2 separate regions of the Mus musculus genome follow, and region 2 is linked to region 1. The links are chromatin loops, found by intact Hi-C in ENCODE. Cell type or tissue: gastrocnemius. All regions are shown on one strand. Each heading gives the region's core, and the rest is flanking DNA. Links, peaks and the distances in the headings are about the cores only. Region 1 overlaps Btbd9 (BTB (POZ) domain containing 9). Region 2 overlaps Btbd9 (BTB (POZ) domain containing 9).

Evidence for each region. Hi-C counts contacts between places; a loop is a spot of excess contacts. Peaks named below come from ENCODE experiments on the same cell type or tissue, not always from the same donor. Only the 100,000 strongest peaks of a DNase experiment are listed, where the experiment ranks them.
Region 2: a loop joins it to region 1, with 2.4 times the contacts of the local background. A loop is called at or near these places in 2 of 42 quality-filtered maps.

Annotation. Positions count from the first base shown.
Region 1 is chr17:30,452,775-30,458,156 of GRCm38, forward strand. The region is part of intron 6 of Btbd9 (BTB (POZ) domain containing 9); the gene reads right to left. Among named protein-coding and RNA genes, the nearest start is that of Btbd9, 120 kb to the right of the region's middle. In gastrocnemius, for the core only: a CTCF peak has its summit at 2,274 (motif pointing left); DNase peaks (open chromatin) are centred at 1,568 and 2,272.
Region 2 is chr17:30,257,418-30,262,799 of GRCm38, forward strand. The region is part of intron 9 of Btbd9 (BTB (POZ) domain containing 9); the gene reads right to left. Among named protein-coding and RNA genes, the nearest start is that of Zfand3, 260 kb to the left of the region's middle. In gastrocnemius, for the core only: a CTCF peak has its summit at 1,284; a DNase peak (open chromatin) is centred at 2,745; H3K27ac peaks cover 2,508 bases.

The DNA.
Region 1 (5,382 bases), core at 247-5,246:
CTATCTTCCCTACCTTAGCACTGATTAAAACATACAATGTCTTTAGGAAATGTCCTACCTTATGATTCAATCTTAGCTGTCAAATACTGGCAACAGTACATCTCTTAAGGAAATCAGCTTGTCTGTTTGTACACACCAAGAAAAAAAAAATCTCATTCTTAAGTGAGAAGAAACCAAAGTACAGAAAATAAAAGAAACCCAATCCGTGCCATCCTTGGTCCTCCACCCAGCCTGACAACGCAATCCATGCCAACCTCAGTTCTTCAGCTGTCGCTATAACAATCAAACCAACACTCCCTCATGCCGCCATGACAGTCAACATATCTCATTCATCTCTTCTCTGTCCGGTTCCATTTTCAATCCTGTTTATTGTCTTTCATGTTGAGAGACTACTTTCCAAACTATGGGGAGGGTAAGACTATCATGAAAGAAGCTTTTTGGTCAGGGTTAAATTCCCACTAAAGTAAAATTCCTTCACTGCTTGCTTTGTCATGGATAACATGGGAAAAGAATAACCAGATCTCATTTAGAGGAAAACCCACACACAGAACAGCCTAAGGCAATGTGTAAGGCAGAGAGAAACAAAGGCCAGACTTCCCACCAGAGACCCCACCAGGCCTCCAGTATCTGTTGCCATTCAGCCGGTGGGCGGGCACCTTTTACAGGAGGAAGATGGTGGGAGGGCTGACAGTTACAGGAGCAGGAGACTGGAGCTGTACCCTCCATTTCCAGCAGTAAAAGGGGGCTGACACGTCCACCTACTAAGACAGTGTGTGCAAGGATCAAATGCAGAGAAGAGCTCCAGGAGCAGAGGAGGGAGGTAACATAATCTAAACCCTGCATCACTCACTCTCCAGCAGCCTCCTTCAGAAGCTCCTCAGCTTCTACCCGAGAGCCAGCACACTGTGGTTCAATTAGCGGTGACACCGGACAATGATACTTTGTGGGAGAGCTTGTGTGTGCACAGGTACACAAACACACAGCACACAAACAACGTAATACTTATAGTATGGTAAGGAAAATTACAATGTACACAAACATGAATTCATTAAAAACCTGTTAACCCTCAGTGTGCTGAAAGACTGCATTTTCCGTACAAAATCACCTTTCAAGCTTTCCATTTAAAATTTCATTCCCAAAATATTGCCATGCACATAAAAATTACAATGATATAAAAGTATGATAAACAGTTGATGAACCTTGTTTATAGGATTTTGGAAAACCTAAACAATTTAAATGTAGAATTTTATCTAAAAATAAGGAGATATTTATGTACTTTAGCGCTTAAAATTTCTTCGAATTATGAACAAAATCTCCAGAGTTTAGGAAAGTAAGATAGCTTGTTTCGAGCTAACAATTATTTTGAGAGAGCAAAAGTTTCTTTCTCCAGCACCTGCAGAAACAGTGTTTACTGAGAAAGAATGACTTGTGTCTACAGACAGAGGGCTGTAATGGGCAGTTTTGGTGGAACACATCACAGCAGTGCAAGCCAGCTGCCACAAACCTGTCGTCTGGTTTTGACTTGGACTCATCTGATTTCTGAGAGCAGTCAGAGCTTGGAGAACAGCGGGGCATTTGCTTTGCTGACTACTGAGAGTCAATGGTGGCATGGGCTGGGCTCACAGGGTCCTCCGGCAGGATGCCTGAGAAAAGAGAGTTCTCATTCGTCTTGCAGGTGCCAGGATAAGGGCTGTCACATGGGACATTCCTTCTCTCTGTTTAAATACTGAGAGTAATTTTCATTTAAGAAGAACAGTACTATGAACCTCCTTCATTGAAAGAATGAGTTTTAGCAGAAAAGGACCTCCAGTTAACCTAGTGTAGCCGTAGTTACACTGAATGCAAATTTAAAATAAAAACAGAGTGTGGAATGGGGGGGAGGGGGCAGGGCTGAGGACAGCATTGACTTGTGCCAGCCTGGGCTTGACGGAAGCCTCTCTGTAGTCTGATCATGCAATGAAACTGATTTAGTGGTTTTTGTTATAATTAGTCACATTAATTAATGCTAAAAAACAATGTTAACAGTATATTATTTTCATCTAGTTAAATAAAGGATTATACACATTTGTGTAAATTACACAGCATTAAACATTTAAATAACTTGAAATGAAGCCATTACTGTCATTCAAACAAGTTTCCACAGCTAAAGGCTGAATGTTAAGTATGAACGGATTCAGTATTACAAGAATATGAATCCTTTATCTTTGAAGAAAAATGAGAGTTGATGACTTCTCCCTTGAAAAAAGTGGTTTGCAGTGGCATAGCGCCCTCCAGTGGCCAAGTGTTCAAAATGCAAGTCTCAGAGGCCACTGTTCCATTCTTTTCACACTGAACAAAGGGAGTAACATGAGCGCCTTTATTTATTTATTTATTTATTCATTTATTTATTTAATTTTTTTTTTTTAAAGATTTATTTATTTATTATATGGAAGTACATTGTAGCTGTCTTCAGACACTCCAGAAGAGGGCGTCAGATCTCGTTACGGATGGTTGTGAGCCACCATGTGGTTGCTGGGATTTGAACTCTGGACCTTCGGAAGAGCAGTCGGGTGCTCTTACCCACTGAGCCATCTCACCAGCCCTATTTATTTATTTTTAACACGAGTGCTTATCTCGTCACATTTATCATGTCATACTATCTTCCCACTGTTACTTTTCCCTCACAAAATTTAAACCTCTTTATTCAAATCTCATTTGTTCCTTCTAAGACAAGCTCTGAGGGACAGGAGACAGACAGAGCCTCACACGGGTTCAGGGCTTCAGGAGAAGCGAGTGGATCCCTCCAGTCCCAGGCCAGTGGCTGGCCTTCTGCAGTAGAAACTGACAACTGACTCCTAAACGTTCAAATTTAAACAAGATCATAAAAATCACGGGACACTCTTCTGTTACACAACCTGTGAGCATTGTAACAGCAAGTTAGGGTCATAAAGTATCCGGTACTCTCTTTCTGTGTGTCAACAGTTTTCTAGAGCCAAATAGTTTTCCTGAGGTGGCAGGAAGCAGCTCCCTCAAGCTAATACAAAATGCTTCTGATCCCGCCCCCCAAACATTGATCTTTCATAGTCAAAGGATCATACTTTCATTCACAATAAGAACCAAAATGAGTAAGGTTGTTATAACATTCCCAGTTTTCTACTCATAAAAAGCCATAAGGCATGAAAACACTGCCCCAGATCATAAATCAAACAGTTACTGAGTAGAATGAACTAGGCTGTTTTCAAGAGAATAATACAAATTAATGATTTTCCTCTTTTGTTTATGCAAAAAATATAAAGCTTTGAACATGTTGGAAAATAGTCAGTCTTGTCATAGGAACCAAGGATGCAGTGCTACAATGACAGCAACAGTTCAGGTCCAAACTCAGACCGCTCTGTGGCGAGCAGAAAGTCTTCATCTATGTACAAGGAACAATGGGTTCCCATCTCATGCCAACACTGAGGGTTCAATTTCACAATATAAGAGCTACATCTGGCCCTACCACCTCAAACATGCACAGAACATCTTCAAAGATGTCAGTTCTCTTCTCTGGCCCCTCTGACGACTGAAAATTGCAAAAGACCCATCGCACAGGGAGGGGCACTTGAGGTGGAGTTAGTGGACTGGGAAGCACTCAGCGGAACCAGTGAACCTCCTTACAGCGGCTTTCTATACAAGTCCAGCCCTTTACTGCCCCACACTGAAGAGCCGGGAGGTTGCGGTCTGTTTACTTCACTCACCGTACACAGAAGGGCCGCTGGCATGGGAGTGAGTCTGAGTGAGGCTGGCAGACAGGGCCTCGCTGACCTTGCAGGGACATCTGGAAAGTAAGGACACTGAAGAGGAGGAACGGTAGCGCAGCCCCACGGGATGCTCACAGGGAACAGGATGTGCTCAGGAATAAAAATGCCTCACTTAAGCCATCTCAATTACTTCACCTGCTTCTTCCTAGTTACGGGTTTAAAGCGGGATGACAGAAGACAGTAGGGGAGTCAAGCTTCCCAACCTTTGAGCAGGGGGAGCTGGGCATGAGTGTAACCTCAAAGGACACAGCACACGGAGGACACTGGAAAGGAGCCTCACACCCTGTATGACAATGATAAAGCAAATGAGCACCATGAGGTGAAAGTGACCTACACCGGACTCTGTCAAGCTTGTGGCAGGCAAGCAACCTCACAATGACCTCAACTGTAGGATGAAAAATGGCCTTCACGACTGTCATTACTTTGATTCTTTCCTTTTAATTAATATCTTAAATAATAGTAAAGGTACTATAAGACTTTCAAGTTTATCAAAAGGAGCCTAAGTTTTAAAATGTTGAAAGCATGCTTTTGTTTTTTAAGATGTAAATAGGCTTGAGAGAAATAAGAGGGTACCAGGAGAAGGGACTCATGGGACAACTTTTAAAATTTGGGCTTAAGGCTAATGGTCATGTCAATTAATATGCTAATGAATAAGGCTTCCAGAGTCTGGTCTGCTGCTTGCCAAGTTCTCTGATGAGTTAGTGGCAACAGCCATCCTGTGCCCCTTGCTGAGCCAGTATGCTAAACAATGTCCTAACTGCTTTCCAGAGGGAACACCACCACCCAAGGTATGGGAGACAGCCCAGAGGGAACACTGACAGACAGAAGGCTGTGTCCATCTGTCTTTGTGTCCCTCCAAAGATCCACTCTGAGGACTGCCTACCTTCAAGCAGAGAACCAAAGCCACCAGCAACCCCCAACCCCCCACCCCCACCCACCCCCGGTCAACAATGGGGAATGCTTTATCCAAAAGGCAAACGCTGCGAAAGAGAAGTAGAACTATCTAGCAAGAAATGACAGATGGGTCTAGACACATAAGGTAAAGGACAGACTCGGCTCTGGTGACTCTCTGAATATTCATAGAATCTATAAAAGTCCAATTCTTTCAGAACGCAGTCTGTTAGGAATGAATATGCAACTGTACCAAATAAAAACACTGGATTTCTCCAAAAGTACACAAGGAGGGAATTTTCCCACCTCCAAGTGCTGTCACACATCGCTGCTGGATAAAGGATTATCTGAAGTTCATATTGACTTGTGATTTATACTCTCTAACTCAGGGCTCAAGGATTTCTCCCCTCCCTTCAAATGGATTCCCTCTCGAAACATTTCACTCAGCACACAAGATGATGCATACTCCACAGATGTTTCTTTTCTAACTTAATTTTTTTTTATTAATTATGTGTGCAGTGTGTCTGTGTGCGCACCTGAGTGCAGTTGCCATGGAAGTCATTAGTGCAGGGGTTTTGAGCCATCTATAGCCATCCCTGACTCTGCAAAGCAAACTGGGTACCTCATGAAGCCTAGCTGATGGCCTTAGCTACTAAGCCACCTCCCCAGTCTTTCAGGAGATGTCTCATAGGTGTGCTGTTGGAGCTAGCTA
Region 2 (5,382 bases), core at 260-5,259, 200 kb before region 1:
TGCAGAGAAGAACAAGGTGGACCTACGACCCTTCTGCAGAGAAGGACAAGGTGGGCCTACGACCCTTCTGCAGAGAAGGACAAGGTGGACCTACGACCCTTCTGCAGAGAAGGACAAGGTGGGCCTACGACCCTTCTGCAGAGCCAGCTTTCCTGACCTTGTGCTTCTGGCACCTGTGTCTGTTCCAGCTGACTCTCAGTTTTAGCCATCACTTCCAGGAGGAGAGCTGTTTAGTATTTCTCAGGCTGTCCTTTTGTTCTGAGGTTGTGGCTTTGCTCTGGGAGTGGAGCTGTGACCCTTCTGCCGCTTGGGCTCAGGAGAGGAAGGGACAAGAGGTCTCTCCCCCTCCTTAACACACACACACACATAAAACACACACACTTGCAGCACACATGTCTGTGGGTATCTCTACATCTATGCAGCCATGGTATGCCAGGGCTTTTCAGCCATGCATGCAAACATTAAAAGAAATGTCAGAGGTAAATCTATCCTGTCTTCTGCCCTATGTGACTATTGTACATGTTTATGTGAGCATAACAATACATTCTTTTAATAAGCACAGCTCCCCAGAGCCCAGCATCAAGCTCTGTTTTAGGAGTGGCATTTTATAGATGTGGAGACAGACTCACGGGGATAGCGGGTGACCTGTCCAGAGACACGGAGCCAGTTCATGGCACAGCAAGGCTGGCTTCATCCTTTGTGGCTGGTGATGCATCTCCATCCCATCCCAAGAGCATAGTCAGCAGCGTAACAAGCTTGTTGTACAGTCAGCACAAGTGTGACACTCACATGTACTTCACATTCACGTGCTGTGCTTTAGCAAGTGACTGCGCCACCCCTGGGCAGACGCCAAGCGCTCTTGCAGGTATCCAACATCCAGGAGACATTCAGTAAACTCCACCACAACACAGGGACTGAACAGCTCTGTTCCTCAGGGAAGCCTGGACTTCATATTATTGTCAAAAGCCAGCTGCAAACCTCAACTCCCTTCCATAGGCTCTTTAGTTTGGTGCTCAGGATTTCTGTCTGACACAGCTGATGTCACAGTGAGTTCCCTGTTAAGTGAACTGGATGAATAGTTAGAGGCCCGTATAAGCTATGTCTGCTGGTAGGCACTGAAAAAAAGAAAGAAAAAGAGAGTATCCTAAAAGGTCAGTAGCCTGGGGGTCGGAGAGCAGCTGAAAGCAAAAGCAGGCTTACTGTAACCACAGCCCTGCTCTGCCAGAGGACTGTGCTGCAAACAGACTGAAGCCAGACAGACATGTGGGAAGGCTGCCTCCCTGTGACACCATGGTTCTCATGCACTGCTAAAGTTAACCACTGAGATCACCTCAGAAGGCCAGTGACAGAAGAAAGACTGGCATGCTCATCTTGTCAGCAAAGACCCAGGCCTCAGATACCCACATATCTGGAAAACGTCACAGGAGAAATCAGGCAAGGAACGATAGCCACAGGTACCCAGAGCCAATGCTTGCTGCTTTAGCATAGGCTTTGCATAGGTGAGCTTCGGTTTGACCCTCTCTTCTGGCCTCAATGGGCACCAGGCTCAAATGGTGCGAGTAAAACATTCCATACATACAAATAAAAAATAAAAATGACTCTTAAGAGAACTGGAAATCCTAATGCTATTCAAATGATCTACACAAACCCCCATGACAACAGGCTGGGCTAGAAACCAAAACCCAGGAAACAAGTGAAAATCTGGCTACCAATAGCACTAGGACTCTTGGGATTTTGGTAGCAATTGAGTTGTTCTATGCACGTTTGATTAAAATTGTGCTTCCACCTGGGCCAGTGCACTTCAGGCACAGACTCAGCCTTACATGCAGAGGGACCATTTCAATTGGAGACACGGCAGGAGGAAGGAGACGGGATGTCCAGACTCGGATCTGGGAAACAAGGGGCTTCAGAGATGGCTGGCCAGGAGGACGACAAGCACAGCCCTGAGCAGCCCTGCAAATGTGGGGTGCAATCAAGGGCTCCATGGGCACCTGCCCCACCTCTCTGCTCAGCAGCTGAGCCCTGGAAAGATGCTTACTATTTTCATTTCTAATAACAGTCCTTGTGATCTATCCATTTGTCCTGGGATTTGAACACTTTTTTCTAACTGATTGTTTTAAATTTCTAATTATTTTTAGTTAGCATACAAAATGAAGCGTATTCATTGTGACATTTTTATACACAGATTGTTGTAGTTTGCTTATATCCACCCTCTGCTAGCCCTCTTCCCCTCCCCCAATGATGCAAATCCTCTTCCTCCTCCTGTTTCCTTTATGCCTTCATGTTCTCAATCCATTATGAGAGGAAACATGAAACCTCTCTTGTCCCCTCTTAGTCTCTCTTGGTCCCCACCCTGGCTTTACCTCCCTCCTTCCTCTTCCTTGTAACTTCAGTGGACACTCGAAGCAAGCTCTTCAACTCCAGGTTGCTTTTACTTGAGAAGGGGGCAGTGGACAGGAGTCCTCTGTGATGTATGTATGTATGTATGTATGTATGTATGTATGTATGTACGTACGTATGTATGTATGTATGTGATGTACACACTGTCTAGAGTGTGGGAGTCGCCATAGGCTCACACACTTGAGTGCTTAGTCCTCAGTTGGTAGGGCTGTTTGGGGAGGCCATGGACCCTTTAGGAGGTGCAGCATTGCTAGAAGAAGTATGTCACCAGGGCAGGCCTTTTCAGGGTTTATACCTCCCCCGCTTCCTGCTGTTTCTCAGTTCCCTGTATACGGCTGAGAGGTTGCCAGCCAGCTTTCTGTTCTGCTGCCAGGCCATGCTGTCCTGGCCATGAAGGATTCTATTCCTCTGGGAACATAAAGCAAAATAAACCCTTTCTTCTGTAGGTTGTTTCTGTGCATTATCACAGCGACGAGAACGCAGCACATCAGGGAGTGGTCTGCTCTTTCCCTCCTGACTCCTCCAGCACACAGAGCTTATCAACCTGCTTTTCCATTGAACAAATATGATCTTCCGTGCCAAAAAGGCAAGATGGCAAGGTCACCTTTTGCTTTTTTGTTTGTTTGTTTTTTGTTTTTCGAGACAGGGTTTCTCTGTGTAGCCCTGACTGTCCTGGAACTCACTCTGTAGACCAGGCTGGCCTCGAACTCAGAAATCCGCCTGCCTCTGCCTCCCAAGGGCTGGGATTAAAAGCGTGCACCACCACACCCGGCCGGCAAGGTCACCTTTTAAATGAGATGTCATCTTACAACTTCTGCCTCTTCTCTGACTTTAGCAAGTCACAAAAGAAGGTAAGAGTCAGGACAGACATCTTCAGGAGGATTCAGTCAGAAAACAGTGCCTAGTGACCACAGAAGCACCAGGGCTCATGTCACAGGGATCCACGAGGCCTCTGTGACATCCCCAAATCAATAGCTGTTGGTCTTGTTCATGGTAGAACCATTGAGAGACCTACAGAAGGAAATGCATGACTAAGTGATTCCAGGAGACAAGAGGAGGGGCAGCATGACAAGCAAGCTTAGATTGTTAGAGAAGGATGTGCAGTCTTACGGACCTGGGATCAGCAAGGAAAGGCAAAAATGTTGACACAGAGGCAAGGGAGGTTACAGTGTAAAGCTTTTGCCTATTTATATTTTAAATGTATTTTCTGGTGACTAAGAAAATTAAAAATCAATGCAAGCACTCCATCAAATCTTGAAAGCCTGTGACTTGGGTGAGAAAAGCAAACAGCATGACGAGACACGCCCCTCCCCCCATCAGTAAGGGCACCGAGTCATGGGGTAAGTCCCCTTTATACTTAAGATGCAATCTCCCGTAGGAAATTTAAAACAATAACTTGAGACTTGGCAGTTTTATGATCCAAGCTATTGAGCTAGCTTCAAGATGCACTAATCCCTTGAGAAAAAGCCAGGACACAGTGGAAGGCAGCTCAAGAACGCACAGCATCATTTACTTGTACACGGCTATCTTAGAACTGTTTATTTGCCTTTGACACTTGAGGACAAGAGTAACCATTACACATTTTGGACAAGCTTGGAAAGCTAACTTATCTATTTTGTGGAAAAAATATGCCTCTGAAACTATCATGTTGTTGAGAAGGGAAACCCCCGAATTCTGGCTGTAACTAAGCCAAGCAGAAAGCCTCTGTTTCCAAGCAGAGTGGAAAATGACCGCTTACACGATTCAGGATTGCAGTTTATATAGAGTACAAGTGCTCATTACAGATGAACTATCGTACTTATCATCAGAGAGGGCAGAAGAACGGTGGACAGGAGTGGAGCCAACACCGCCCACTGCTGAGCCTCCCCATGGCTGAACACAGTTTCATTACAAAACCAAACAAAAAGCCAAACAGCAACATGCAGGCTGCAATCCTGCCATCACCGGGACAGTGGACCTTAGAAAGCATGCTTGAACTTCCTTCTAGCAGGCTGCAGGAAACTCTGTGGCTTGTGTTTATCCACCAAGGCCAAGGCCAGCTGTCTAGGTAGCATGTTTCCTGGTTAGGCATCCTGCTTAACCTAAGACTCAACTGGGGAATCTGTGGATCACCTGAGGGCATCAGAATTCACAGACACCTCCGACTGTACCTGCATCTTACTCTGGCAGGGTCCTGAACCCCTGGAATGGGCTTAAGCTGGGAGCCCACAAGGTAGCGTCCCAGCTCACTGCCTGGCCTAAAGCAGTGGCTTAGAACATGTCTGCCAAGCTGGTGAATCGTGTCAGATTTCTGAGCTAACCTGGACCCAGGCCTCACAGACTGGGATTCCTACCCAGTTAAATGATTCAGTATCGGTTGAATTATGATGTTAATTAGGAAGTGGCAACAGGAGACAACAGAGCCTGAAAGCATCAGCAGTTCTCATCCCAAATGTGAAAGGCTTAGGAGGGCTGTGTCTTCCATTCCTTCCCCATCTCCTCAGACATTTATAGTTAATTAATATTAATGGTGGAAGATCATTCCACTGTGATATGAAGTTATAAATTTGAAATCAGATTACAAGTCCACAAATGCCTCTGTAATTGTAGCTGCTTTGTTTTAGTAAAAACCTGAGTACTACTTGATGTTACGGGGTTCCCTGGTCAGTGGGCTCCCAATTAGTTCGCCAGTAGCAGCTGCTGGTAATAGGCAGAGGCTTCAGTCCCAGGAGCTAATGGCGCTGTGAGCACATGAACTTTGTCCTTTGGTTTAAATCTGTGACTTGGACAGCAGGTTGGCACAGAACTAGATCTTCAGTTAGAACTGAAATATAAATAAGCAGGCTTCTGGGAGACTCCCTTAGAACACTCAGAGTAACCCAGAGGAGAGGCCACAAAGTTGGAAGGCTCAGCAGCTCCCTGGAAGACACAACTAGCTACTCAGGCCTGGTACAACTGTGTAGTTCTGCTCCCTGCCTGCCTGAGGCCCTGCCCTGAAGCAGA